Regions from separate parts of the Homo sapiens genome. Here regions 2 and 3 are each linked to region 1. The links are chromatin loops, found by intact Hi-C in ENCODE. Cell type or tissue: Calu3. All regions are shown on one strand. Region 1 overlaps SLC25A26 (solute carrier family 25 member 26). Region 2 overlaps LOC105377144 (a long non-coding RNA gene). Region 3 overlaps LOC105377144 (a long non-coding RNA gene).

Evidence for each region. Peaks named below come from ENCODE experiments on the same cell type or tissue, not always from the same donor. Only the 100,000 strongest peaks of a DNase experiment are listed, where the experiment ranks them.
Region 2: a loop joins it to region 1, with 9 times the contacts of the local background. A loop is called at or near these places in 93 of 110 quality-filtered maps.
Region 3: it touches region 1 in a loop (6-fold over the local background); 96 of 110 quality-filtered maps call a loop at or near these places.

The regions. Positions count from the first base shown.
Region 1 is chr3:66,274,905-66,278,904 of GRCh38, forward strand. All of the region lies in intron 5 of SLC25A26 (solute carrier family 25 member 26), which reads left to right. Among named protein-coding and RNA genes, the nearest start is that of SLC25A26, 56 kb to the left of the region's middle. In Calu3, no CTCF peak of the experiment used is centred here; a DNase peak (open chromatin) is centred at 1,987.
Region 2 is chr3:66,814,507-66,818,506 of GRCh38, forward strand. The region is part of intron 2 of LOC105377144 (a long non-coding RNA gene); the gene reads right to left. Among named protein-coding and RNA genes, the nearest start is that of KBTBD8, 180 kb to the right of the region's middle. In Calu3, CTCF peaks have their summits at 1,826 (motif pointing left) and 2,084; no DNase peak of the experiment used is centred here.
Region 3 is chr3:66,820,855-66,824,854 of GRCh38, forward strand. The region is part of intron 2 of LOC105377144 (a long non-coding RNA gene); the gene reads right to left. Among named protein-coding and RNA genes, the nearest start is that of KBTBD8, 180 kb to the right of the region's middle. In Calu3, a CTCF peak has its summit at 1,589 (motif pointing left); a DNase peak (open chromatin) is centred at 1,617.

The DNA.
Region 1 (4,000 bases):
ATACCCAAAGGACTATAAATCATGCTGCTATAAAGACACATGCAAACGTATGTTTATTGCGGCACTATTCACAATAGCAAAGACTTGGAACCAAGCCAAATGTCCAACAATGATAGACTGGATTAAGAAAATGTGGCACATATACACCATGGAATACTACGCAGCCATAAAAAATGATGAGTTAATGTCCTTTGTAGGGACATGGATGAAATTGGAAATCATCATTCTCAGTAAACTATCGCAAGGACAAAAAACCAAACACGGCATGTTCTCACTCATAGATGGGAATTGAACAATGAGAACACATGGACACAGGAAGGGGAACATCACACTCTGGGGATGTTGTGGGGTGGGGGGCGGGAGGAGGGATAGCATTAGGAGATACATCTAATGCTAAATGATGAGTTAATGGTTGCAGCACACCAGCATGGCACATGTATACATATGTAACTAACCTGCACATTGTGCACATGTACCCTAAAACTTAAAGTATAATAATAGTAAAAAAAAAAATTAATTACTGCTGTCTTCCCTTCACTAGAATGTATGCATCAGGAGGGCAGATGCCTCCCGTTTTGTTCCCTACTATTAATCTAACACCTAGAAGAGTGTGGCACATAGCACACTCAGAAAATATTTAACAAACCAATGACTTAATCATACTTGCTTCTCAAAAGCAGACCAGTTTTAAGTACTTAGGTATTAAGATCTCCAGATACATTTAGCAAGAATTATGGAGTTCTCACTAAATTCCTAGGCAAGCTAATGGTTTTCTGCCAGATAAACTGTCTGTACTTCCATTGAGATTAATTTTCTTATCATATTTACTGCTGTCTACATATAGCTCTTATTTTAATTTTGTCTTTTCTAGTTACAGTTACTCCTGTAACTATTTCATATATTCAAAACAGTTTTTGAAGTGACACATGAAAATAATAAAACTTATGAAGAAGATCCTTCATTAGGTGTGTGCGAATTATCTCCAGTGAATACCGTGTGGGTCAAGAATTACCCTTGATGTTCTCATTACTGTATACTGTCTTATTGTCTGAATAAACACCATCTTATATGGAGTATTAAGAGACTATATATGTAAGAAAACTAAATTTGAAGGTCAAATGTAGTTTTTTAGATGTGTAATTAAAAAATAGCAATTGGAATCATTCAAAGGAAATTAAAATGTTTATCTGTGGGTTCGACTACCTGGCTACAGATTACTTTGGGATCACATAATGAAAATAGTTAAAATTTGAATACTAATTATGATTGTTAACTTTACATATATTTTCCTAATCCTTAAACTGTAAGACATCAGCCTGTTTGTACAGATCATAAGCAGAGGCTTAGAAAAATTAAGTAATACAACTAGGAGGTGGCAGGACTGGAATTGGAGGTCAAGTTTGTATAATTCCAAATCCTGTGATTCTTATTACACTTTGCTTCCTGTTTGTGTCTTGCAGATAAATTCACTGATAGAATTTTTCAGTAAATCCTAAGAAAATAATGTGATGGGGGATCTACAAGACTTGAACCAAATCTTGACCTGAGTGAGAGTGGAGCACAATTTCTGAGTGTTAGAGGATTCTAAAGGATAGAAATGGAACTGTTTGTATGGGCAGAACACAATGAGATGCTTCTAAAACAGCCATTAATATTGATTTCAGCATCCTTTTTCGTCTGGCCTTTGTGAGGGGTGCTTAAAAATGTTTTGACTGATTGTAGTCTGTCCTTTTTTGTTCCCTGTGCTGCATCATATGTTCTGAGAAACAGTAGAGTAGGTGGGAAAAGGTTGATAATCTTTGGCCTTGAAGTGGTTTTGGTATACATAGCCAAGTAACTAGCAGATAATTTATTGACTAGTGGAGAAGCAGAAATTTTTGTGAGGATTTTTTTTTTTCCCTTTTTGAATATACTCTGCTTTTTGTTATTCAACTTGTCAGTGCAAAACTGACATTATAGAAGAACGCACTAGAGGGCGCACAATGCCTGTATTTTAAATGTTGGTGGCAAAAACCTCAGCATGAACTTGGAAGCTGCTTCCTGGCACTGTTTGAAAAAAAAAAAAAAAGGTTCAAATTAGAAAATGTAAATTTAAGCATAATAGTGTTTTCCGATCAAGATACCTGAATGGATAAATTTGTGTTATCTTTTGATACATATGTACATGGAGTTGTATTTATTTGGGTTCTAATTTTTTAAAACTTTTACCATGGAAAAATTTAAAGACACACAAAAAAGATTACTAAAATGAATCCCTGTAGTCTCATCAATTACCAGCTCTTGAGCAGTATTGTTCCATCTATACCAAACCCTGCTTCCCACATGTCTGTATGATATTGAAGCAAATACCAGACATTCTGATTTCATCCAGAAATACGTCACTATGCATCTCTAAAAGATAACTGTAAATATGTATAATGTATCAAAAATGAGTGTCATAACAGAAAGACAAATATTGTATTATATGTGTAAACTAAGAAAGTAAAATTCATAGAAGCAGAGAGTAGAACCATGGTTCTCGGGTGTTAGGGGGTGGGTAAATGGGGAGATGTTGTTCAAAGGGTACAAATTGTCAGTTATAGGATCAGCAGGTTCTGGGTATTTAAGGTACAGCATGAAAAGTGATGGATGTGTTAATTAATTTGATTGTGGTAATCATTACACATTGTGTATCAAATCATCACATTGCTCACTTTAATATATATAATCTTTATTTGTCATTTATTTTAAAAAACGAATATCATAGTCTAGAAGTATTTCCCCAAAGCTATTTATCACTTACAAAGGGGAAAATAGTAATTTTACAGTTGGAAAGACTGGCAGTCACTATTTTATCCAAGTGATCAAGATTAGCATCACCAGTAATAAGATTATATTAACATCATACATCTCTAATATAATGCACCAAGAAGGACACAATGTCACTTCTTTGGTCTTCTTGCCAAAGATGCATAATCTCAGTGTGATCATGAGAAAACATCACACAAACCGAGATTGAGAGACATTGTACAGAATTGTCAAAGTTATGATAAAGAAAGATGAAAGAACTGCCACAAATAAGAGAAGACTAAGGAGACACAACAAGTAAATGCAGTGTAGGATCCTGGATTTGATCCTGGAACAGAAAAGATTTTGGGAAAAACTGGTAACATTCAAAATCTGTAATTTAGCTATTAGCATTGCAGCAAAACTGGTAGCTGGTTTTGATAAGTGTACTGTAGTTAATTTATTAACATTAGAGAAGCCAGCATATATGTGAACTCTGCTATTTATGCAACTTTTATGAGAGTTTGTTTTTAAAAAACAAACTAAAATGCCACATTTGGACATTGTATGAAGTACTTGTTTTTAGAGTCATCTTCTAAAATAATGACAAGTTAAATTTAAAATTTAATTTCTTTTATTGTTAACTTGTATTAAAATAATATATGCAATTAGTAACAACCCAAATAATGTAGAAGGACTTAAGATGAAAAACAACAGTCTCCTGCCCATCCCTCTCCATTCTGGTTCCACTCTCTAGAGGTAGCCTTTATTTTTTATTTTTTAAAATTTTAACTGTTTTATTTTTAGTTCTTATTTCATCGGTGCTTTCAGATAATATATTATTTAAATGTCTGTTTTAAAATTTGTCAGTAGATAAAGTTTGTTGAGTCTTTGGGATGGAAGATGTGATTAAGCTCACATTATGTTCTTCCCCAACCCTGTCTCATCCTAGCATTCCAGTTATATAAATTTCATTCCTCTGTTCATTTTAGAAACTTTAAGTTATATATTCGTTTCTTTATTTCTTATCCTACGAACTTTCTGCATCTTACAACTTTCTCTTGACATGATGAGGCTGTTGCTTTCTTTTTGCCACCTTGTCCTCCTTAACCTGCAAATTTCACTTTCTGGAAAGACTTCTCTCAACTATACTTTCATTGTACATTGTCAAGAGGGTTGACAATTTCATCCTGTCTTTTACCCTCAGTCACTTCTTTCATAGCTCTTCTGTATT
Region 2 (4,000 bases), 540 kb after region 1:
TATCTACCTGGAGACAGCATCAGATCCCATTGGTTGAGGGCTCAGTCCACAAGACTGCCCCCAACTTCCGTGCCAATGGCAAACCCCAAGTTGTTTTTACCTGTGATAACCTCTGACCAATTGGCTATCAGTCAGTGTTCCCATTACCCTATCTATGGATTCCATTAATTTGCTAGAGCAGCTTACAGAACTCAGGAAAACACTTAGATGTATTGGTTTATTATAACAGATTTCACAAAGGATATAGATGAAGAGACGCATAGGTCAAGGCATACCGGAAGGGGCATGGAGTTTTCATCCCCTCCCACGGCGAGCCACTTTTTAGGAATTCCCAGGTATTAGCTATCCAGAAGCTCTCTGAACCCTGTCCTTTTGGGTTTTTAAGGAGACTTCATTACATAGTCAGGATTGATTAAACCACTGGACAATTTAACCTTCAGCCCTTTTCTCTCCCTGGAGATTGGGGGGTGGGGCTGACCCTCTAAGGGTGGCTTGTTCTTCCTGATGACCAGCCCCCATCCTGAAGCTACCCAGCAAGCCCCAGGCTGCCAGTCATCTCATTAGCATACAAAAGACGCTCATCACTCTGGAGAGTCCAAGGATTTTAGGAGCTACAGGACAGAAAACTGGGCGAAGACCAGATATATATTTCACAATATTATATCTATGAAAAAACAACACCGTATCCACAACTCAAGCCTGACGCTTTGTAAAGACCTGGCTTTTTGTTTTACTCTTAATAACAAAAGGAGGCTGGGCGCGGTGGCTCATGCCTGTAATCCCAGCATTTTGGGAGGCCGAGGCGAGTGGACCATGAGGTCAGGAGTTTGAGACCACTCTGGCCAAGACGGTGTAACCCTGTCTCTACTAAAAATACAAAAATTAGCCGGGCACGGTGGCAGGTGCCTGTAATCCCAGCTACATAGGAGGCTGAGGCAGGAGAACTGCTTGGACCCAGGAGGCAGAGGCTGCAGTGAGCCGACATCATGCCACTGAACTCTAGCCTGGGTGACAGAGCAAGACTCCATCTCAAAATAATAATAATAATAATAATAATAGAAGTTATTATATTGAATTCCATTTTTCAGATGGATAATAAGCAAAGAGTTTAGATGACTCTTCCATGGTGATACAGTCAGAAAAGGGAAGAAACTGGGATCGTACTCAACACAATTCAAGCACCCACACAGCGTATCGTCTTATATTCTCCCAGACTCTGTGATGCACAGAGTAGCTCTAATTTTCCCTTTACAATATTGCTGAAAGGTGGTGAAGGCTAAAGTCTTTTGGACAGCATTATATAAATTGACCTTGAATGGAGTGCATTCTTGATGTCTTCTCTTGAGACATCATCAAATACAATGATTCTTTGGGGAAAGACACTATTACGTTTTTCTCACAAATGGAAAATCTGAAACAGAAGCAAAGTGCATGGCTGTCTTTGGATGTTCGTGTTAAGTAGCTGACTTTTAGGCCTGCTAGTCTTTTACTGTTTCATCGGTGTTTAGTTGTATGTACAAGGAAAATGTCAATTCCGGACTTTAAATTTCAGATATTATATTTCCTTAAATGAACTAAAGGGCAAAGGGAATATTCTTCAGTGGCGATCCATTCTCCCCTTTCTGTAATCTATTTTTCATTAGCCACAAGTCAAGGGCCAGTTTCTGAAATGCTTGTCTGGGTATCTTGCAATCTCATTCGAAGTGCTGAGAAGTCAAGACAGCCTCTAGGAGTGTAGGGGGAACGTGTTGATAAGTGCTAAGTGCTGCTACTTTGAACTGCACAATTCCCCTCAATGGGCACATATTAACTCTAGCTAAACACACTAGTGCCACCTACTGGAAAAAAATATATTTTAATTAAAATTAAGTTGCAGGCTTTAAGTCTGCAATACTGAAAAATGCCTCTCTAGGACGGCAATTTCCTCTGCCAAAGAAAAACAGAGTTAAACCAGCTCACTGAAGGAAACTTAGGTGATCTCTAGGTATTTTGTTTTGGAAAGAAAGGCTTTCATTTTTCATCCTGATAGCAAAGAAAATATTAAATAATAATGAAATATTAGACCAACTAACACCATAGTTCAGGAATGGGCTTTTCTAGAGTTGTTGCAGGATTACCCCTGATGGGGCTGAGTTTCCTGGGGTCTGAGCACAGAGGGTCCATTGCATGGTTTGAGGGGGCTTTCTTTTCTCATGTCTGTTATAGAGGAACCCAGAAATCTGGAGAAGAGAAAGGAATTGCCACAGGGAACTTAGTTTACTTTTTTTTTTTTTGAAACAGGATCTTGCTCTGTTGCCCAGGCTGGAGAGCAGTAGGGTGATAGTAGCACATTGCAGCCTCAAGCCATCCTCTCACTTCAGCTTCCCAAGTAGCTGGGGCTACAGGTGTGCACCACCACGCCTAGCTAATTTTTAAATTTTTTTTGTAGAGATGAGGTCTTGCTGCATTGTCCAGGCTGGTCTCAAACCCTGGCCTCAAGCAATCCTCCCACCTCAGCCTCCTGAAGTACTGAGATTACAGGTGTGAGCCACTGTTTGCCTTTTTACAGAAGGAGACAAAAAGGTATCTTTAAAAAATTTTCTTCTTTCTACTATTCAAGAACATAATTTATTTTGGTTATAAAACATGAAATGTCCCTCCTCCTTGTCTCCCAAACTCCCTACTGAAGTATTATTATCAGACTAGTATACGATCTGTACAAATAGCCTTTGATGAGGAAAAAATGGTACAAATAAGGTAAGCAACTAATAGGACAATACATATATATGATGTGCTGTGTGTAAAGTAAAAGAACAAGAAGGAGGAGGAGGAGGAAGGGGAAGGAGAGGGAAGAGGAGGGCAGGAGGAGAAAAAGAAGAAAACATAATAATGTTAGCAAACAGCATACACATTTCCCTGAAAAAAGGCAAAAATAAAACAGAAACAAAAAGTCTATTAATGGAAGTTGCATTGAGGGACAAGGAGGTAAGAAGAAAGGGAGGGCTTTGCTTTCAAGTTTGTATTTCTGTATTTCTAAGTTCCTCTGATTACACAGAACTGTATTATTTGTGTCAATTAAGGAAAAAATGCCAAGGCAAAACTAATCTATGCTGCGAGAAGTTCAGCTCAAGATTGCCCTTGGATGTGGGTCATGCCTAGAAGAAGTCTCCACCAAGGAGACTTGGAGGAGGGTTGATGATGTTTTCTCTTGATCTGGGAGCTTGTACCAGCAACAAAGGTGTGTTTAGTGTGTGAAAATTCATCAAGCTCTATGCTTTTGATTTGTACATATTTCTGCACGTGTTAAGCTGGGAAAAAAGTTCCAAAAGTGATGCCAAGAGAAATTATTGGGCAGTAAGATTATAGACCATTTGTTTTCCCTTTCCCTGTATTAAATTAACACATCTTGTAAAGATAAATAAAAACAGAATAAACTCCATATTTTTTTTCTCCAAATGTGTGTTTCAAATACGTCTGTTTTTACATTGTTGTAGTCAACGGAGTTAGAAAAACTAAATAACATCTGTGCCAAAGGTTTCCTTTGCAAGAGCAGAAGGAGGTCTCCTCCTAGGAAGCCTGGGATCCAGCTTTGGTGGCTTAGCCTGGTCTCAGATGCCCTTGCAGGAAGATACCTCAGGCCCCGGCTGGGCTCAGTGCCCACATGCCCAAGCTTTCGATACCAATGCAAAAGCTTCTGTGCTCTTTAATGGGAGGCTATTCAGCAGCCAGCAGGCCCAGCATCTACATTCTGAATCAGACAAATTCTTCTCTCCCTCTCTGGCAAGGGGACCTCAATTGCTCCCTGTCTGCAGGAATCCACCAGTTCAGATTAACTGTTTACCAGCGAACATTTGATGGGCTGGCAGATACCTTGGTAGATAAGTATTCAAATGACTATGCCTGTCATTACCTTTATTCGGAGGAGCCACAGTATCCCCCTGCAGGTTGTGAACAAGGGCCCTGTATTTCTCATCAGCTTCTGATAAGGTTGCGGGATCACTGAAGACCCAGGTAGGGTTAC
Region 3 (4,000 bases), 550 kb after region 1:
CTCAGGGTTGCTGTGAAAATTCAAAGTAACAACGTACGCCGAGATGGTTTACTGTGAAGAGTTTCAGAAATACAAATGACCAATATCAGGAATGTTCCTATATGGCCTATTCTTTCCCTTAGAAGTTTTGAACAGAGTTTCAACACGTAAGTTAGGACCTTTTTCCTTTGAATAATTCCCTTCTCAGGCTACGGAGTCTCTTCAGTTTCCTGGTCATTGGGTTAAATTTTCTGCTCCAATGAAACTGCAATAATAGGAATAACAGTGAGTTTTAGGTTGGGAGACCTGTAAATTCTAACCAGATCCTTAAACTGTTCTCATTTTCCAAAGCTAGTATATTGCACACCAATATACTTTCTTTTTATTTCCTCTTTGGCCAAAAAGTGAATTGTCAAGTGCAAGTGAATTGTCAACATTAGTGTAACTTTCTACACAAAAATGACCTGCACCGTCTTAGCACCTAGGGTCTAAGGCCTCAGTTACAAAAATAAATTGTAAAGCCAGAAGAAAATATGTCACAATAACAATTAGAGGCCAGGCACGGTGGCTCACACCTGTAATCCCAGCACTTTGGGAAGCCGAGGTGGGAGGATCACCTGAGGTTGGGAGTTCGAGACCAGCCTGACCAACATGGAGAAACCCCATCTCTACTAAAAATACAAAAATTAGCTGTGCATAGTGGCACATGCCTGTAATCCCAGCTACTTGGGAGACTCAGGCAGGAGAATCACTTGAACCCGGGATGCGGAGGTTGCAGTGAGCCGAGATTGAGCCATTGTACTCCAGCCTGGGCAATAAGAGTGAAATTCCGTGTCAAACAAAACAAAATGGAACAAAACAATTAGAAGCTGCACAGTTTTCTTTAGGTGGCAAAATATGTATGAACAGTTACATGGCAAGCAAACTGCACATTAAATTTGGGTGTATTTTCCATATATGTTGTGTTCTTTACATTTACAGAGCTTTGGGGGAGGGGGACAAACAGTTATTTATGAGTTTTCCACGAATTGTTTTCTTTTCTCTTTCACTTTCTTTGGTCAGTCATTTGTAAGAATCAACTGGAGATAACACGCCAGACCCCAAACTTATTTTTGGCAGAAATGCACCATCCTTGCATGGACACTAGATGGAAAAATAGAGTTTTCTATTTAGATTTCTAGAATGGGTTATAGCAGGTACCTGGGAAAGGTTACGCAAATTGTTCAACATTCTTGCTGAAGTGGAAATGTTCTTGGGGAGTCCCCGTGGTCAGCATTAGGAAGAGGAATTACCCGCAGGGCCCAAAAGACAGATCCTCCCCTTTCTAAGAAGGATTGCAGACATTTGAATTGAGCTTTCTCGGGAGGTTTACGCAGCACACTCCCAATGTTCAGAACAGGGAGTAAAGAAAACATTTTGCTTGAGAAGCTTCCAGACCCCTGGGGTGACTTGTAGGATAAGAGTTTGGTTGGGATCCTAAAAGGTGGTAGATGTTCAGCTCACACGGACTAAGTGTTACAGGGCTGGCTTCCAGCTTGGGTAATGGCTGAACCTGTGAATGTTGCAAGTTGGCTTCATGAGGTGCCCTAAAAGTCCAGACTATAGACTCCACCTGACTCGCCAGGTCAATGCTCCCCCTTGTGGTGATTTCTGGAGCTGTTATCAGCTGTCTCCTAGGTGGCCCTTAGACAAGTAAGGGTGCTTGAAAACACATGGTCTGGGAATGCATATTGGTGCCTCTCAAACTCAAGAAAGGGGTGGCGACATTCCAGTTATGTGTCTGTTCCAAAGACCGCATATGGCCTTCTCTAATTTTTAGGGTTTTTTGAGAAAAAGTTCACACTAGCTGCTTTTAAATTCTCTTGCCTCTGAAATCCTTACCTGAACATCTCCCACCTAGAAAATATTTTTCACTGGCGACATCTCTTGTTTTGGGTGAGCAGAGATGAAATGACGCATGGCCTGTGTGATTACGGTGTGATGTCTGCACCAGGTGTAATGTGGGCTGAACAGCTTGACGTGTTTTCGTGAAACCAAAGTATAACCTTCCCAAATTAACCTCTTTGTTTCTGTTAATGCAGTCTTACCTACCAAAGTATTTTAAATGGTTCTTATGTATAGTTTAAAAGACTATAGGTTATAGCTATGCAGGGGGCACCTATCTTATGGGTATTTAACAACAGAAGCAGCTTCCTTTAAAAGTGGAATCAGTTATGAAATATATCATTTATGGGGCCAACTCCTCCAAGTACTCATTCTGTTTGCCTTTAAGCAATATCTTCCAGTATTTGTAACAGTTGTTCTCAGCAGCACAAAGACCTTAGCAGTTGAGAGATAAAGCATGAGTTTGGTCTGTGACCTTGATTACAACATGTTGTGATGTGACGATATGGCTTTGCCTTGACTGACATTTGTTTGGCCACTGCCATGGGTACTGTTTCAAGTCAGAAGAAATTTACATGGAGAAAAACATCCCATGAGCTTAAGTTAATACATTGGGAACTTGCCCTAAAACTAGGTGGCTTTTTTTTTTTTTTTTTTTTTTTTTTTTGGAAATCAAATAGTAACAAGTCCTATGTAACAAACATCTAGTATCAGGGTTACTAGGTGTATTATACGTTTATTTAAATCAAGATCATTACTAAGCACCTACTATGTGCAGGACAAGTGTAAGTGCCTTAGTAAACATTGTTTTTTATGCTATACACCATTTTAAAAGTTCCAATCAATATTTGCTTTCCATTCATTAAACATTGAAAGTTCTTTCAGCATGCCATCTAATCACACGTAAGTATTTGCCTTTTTCCAGGCTTAACAAAACATTTTAGACACAGACTATCAAAGAGCGAGGACTGTACAAATGTCTCCTTCTGATAATAGAACTCGGTGGCGACTTCAGTGGCCCAGGTCCTGGGAAAGTTTCCACGGCCTCCCTGGTGCCCTCCTTCCCACATGACTGCAGGAACATGAAGTAGTTCTAAAGACGGAGACCAAGGTGACCGGCCTTGCCCCTCCAACACAAGTCCCTCAAGAATCTTTGTGCCAGGGACATGAGGTGGGGGCTTTATGTTCCTCTACTCTCCACTGTCTCCTAGGCCAATCCCTTTGTATTACAGATGAGGAAATTGAGGCCCCAAGAGAAGTGACTTGTGTAAGGTCACACTGCTAGTACATCACTGTGCCAGTCCCAGAGCCGTGGACCTGGGACTCCCATCTCTATGTTATTTTCTTTTCATTAATCTAAATCATCTTAATCTTTCAGATTTCTGGATGAACTAGAAATCCTTTCTCGCCTCTGAGCTTTAGTTTACAAACCGTTTCCTCTATGTGCAATTCCACCATCTTATATCACCCTTGTACCTTCACCTTTGACAAGTGACTGGATTACTCTTAAGATCCTGGTTAAAAAATCACTTATTCTAAGATGCCCTTCCTGACCCTCCAAGACTGGGTTAGGTGCTCTTCCAGTGCATTATCCTGTCATTCTCTACTGATGCCAATCCCAGCATTTGTTACCTGTGGTGCAGTCATCGAGATCTCCAGCACACTGCAGGCTCATTGCGGACAGGAACATATGTCATGTCATGGTTGCATCCCTGATGTTTAGCACAGTGTCTGGGACTCACTAAATAAATAGTGAATGGATAAATGGATTACTGGACAAGTATTCTGTCTTAAAAAAATGAGAGTTAAAGAAGACCCAGTTTGCGCAGGTGGAGAACTGGTAGAAGAGGGGATGGGGGAGCCAGGTGTGGCAGCATGTGCCCGTAATTCCAGCAACTCAGGAAGCTGACGTGGGAGGATCGCTTGAGACCAGGAGTTCAAGGTTACAGTGAACCATAATCATGCCACTGCAGTCAAGCCTGGGCGGCAGAGTGAGACTAGTCTCTTAAAAAAAAAAAAAAGCTGGTGGAGTGGGTCTGTGATGCCTAGACCCCAACTGACCCTCTCTGTGTGCTTATCCTCCTGTGAACCTTACGATGTCTGTTCTTCAAATTCGTATGATTTTGAATTTCTGCAG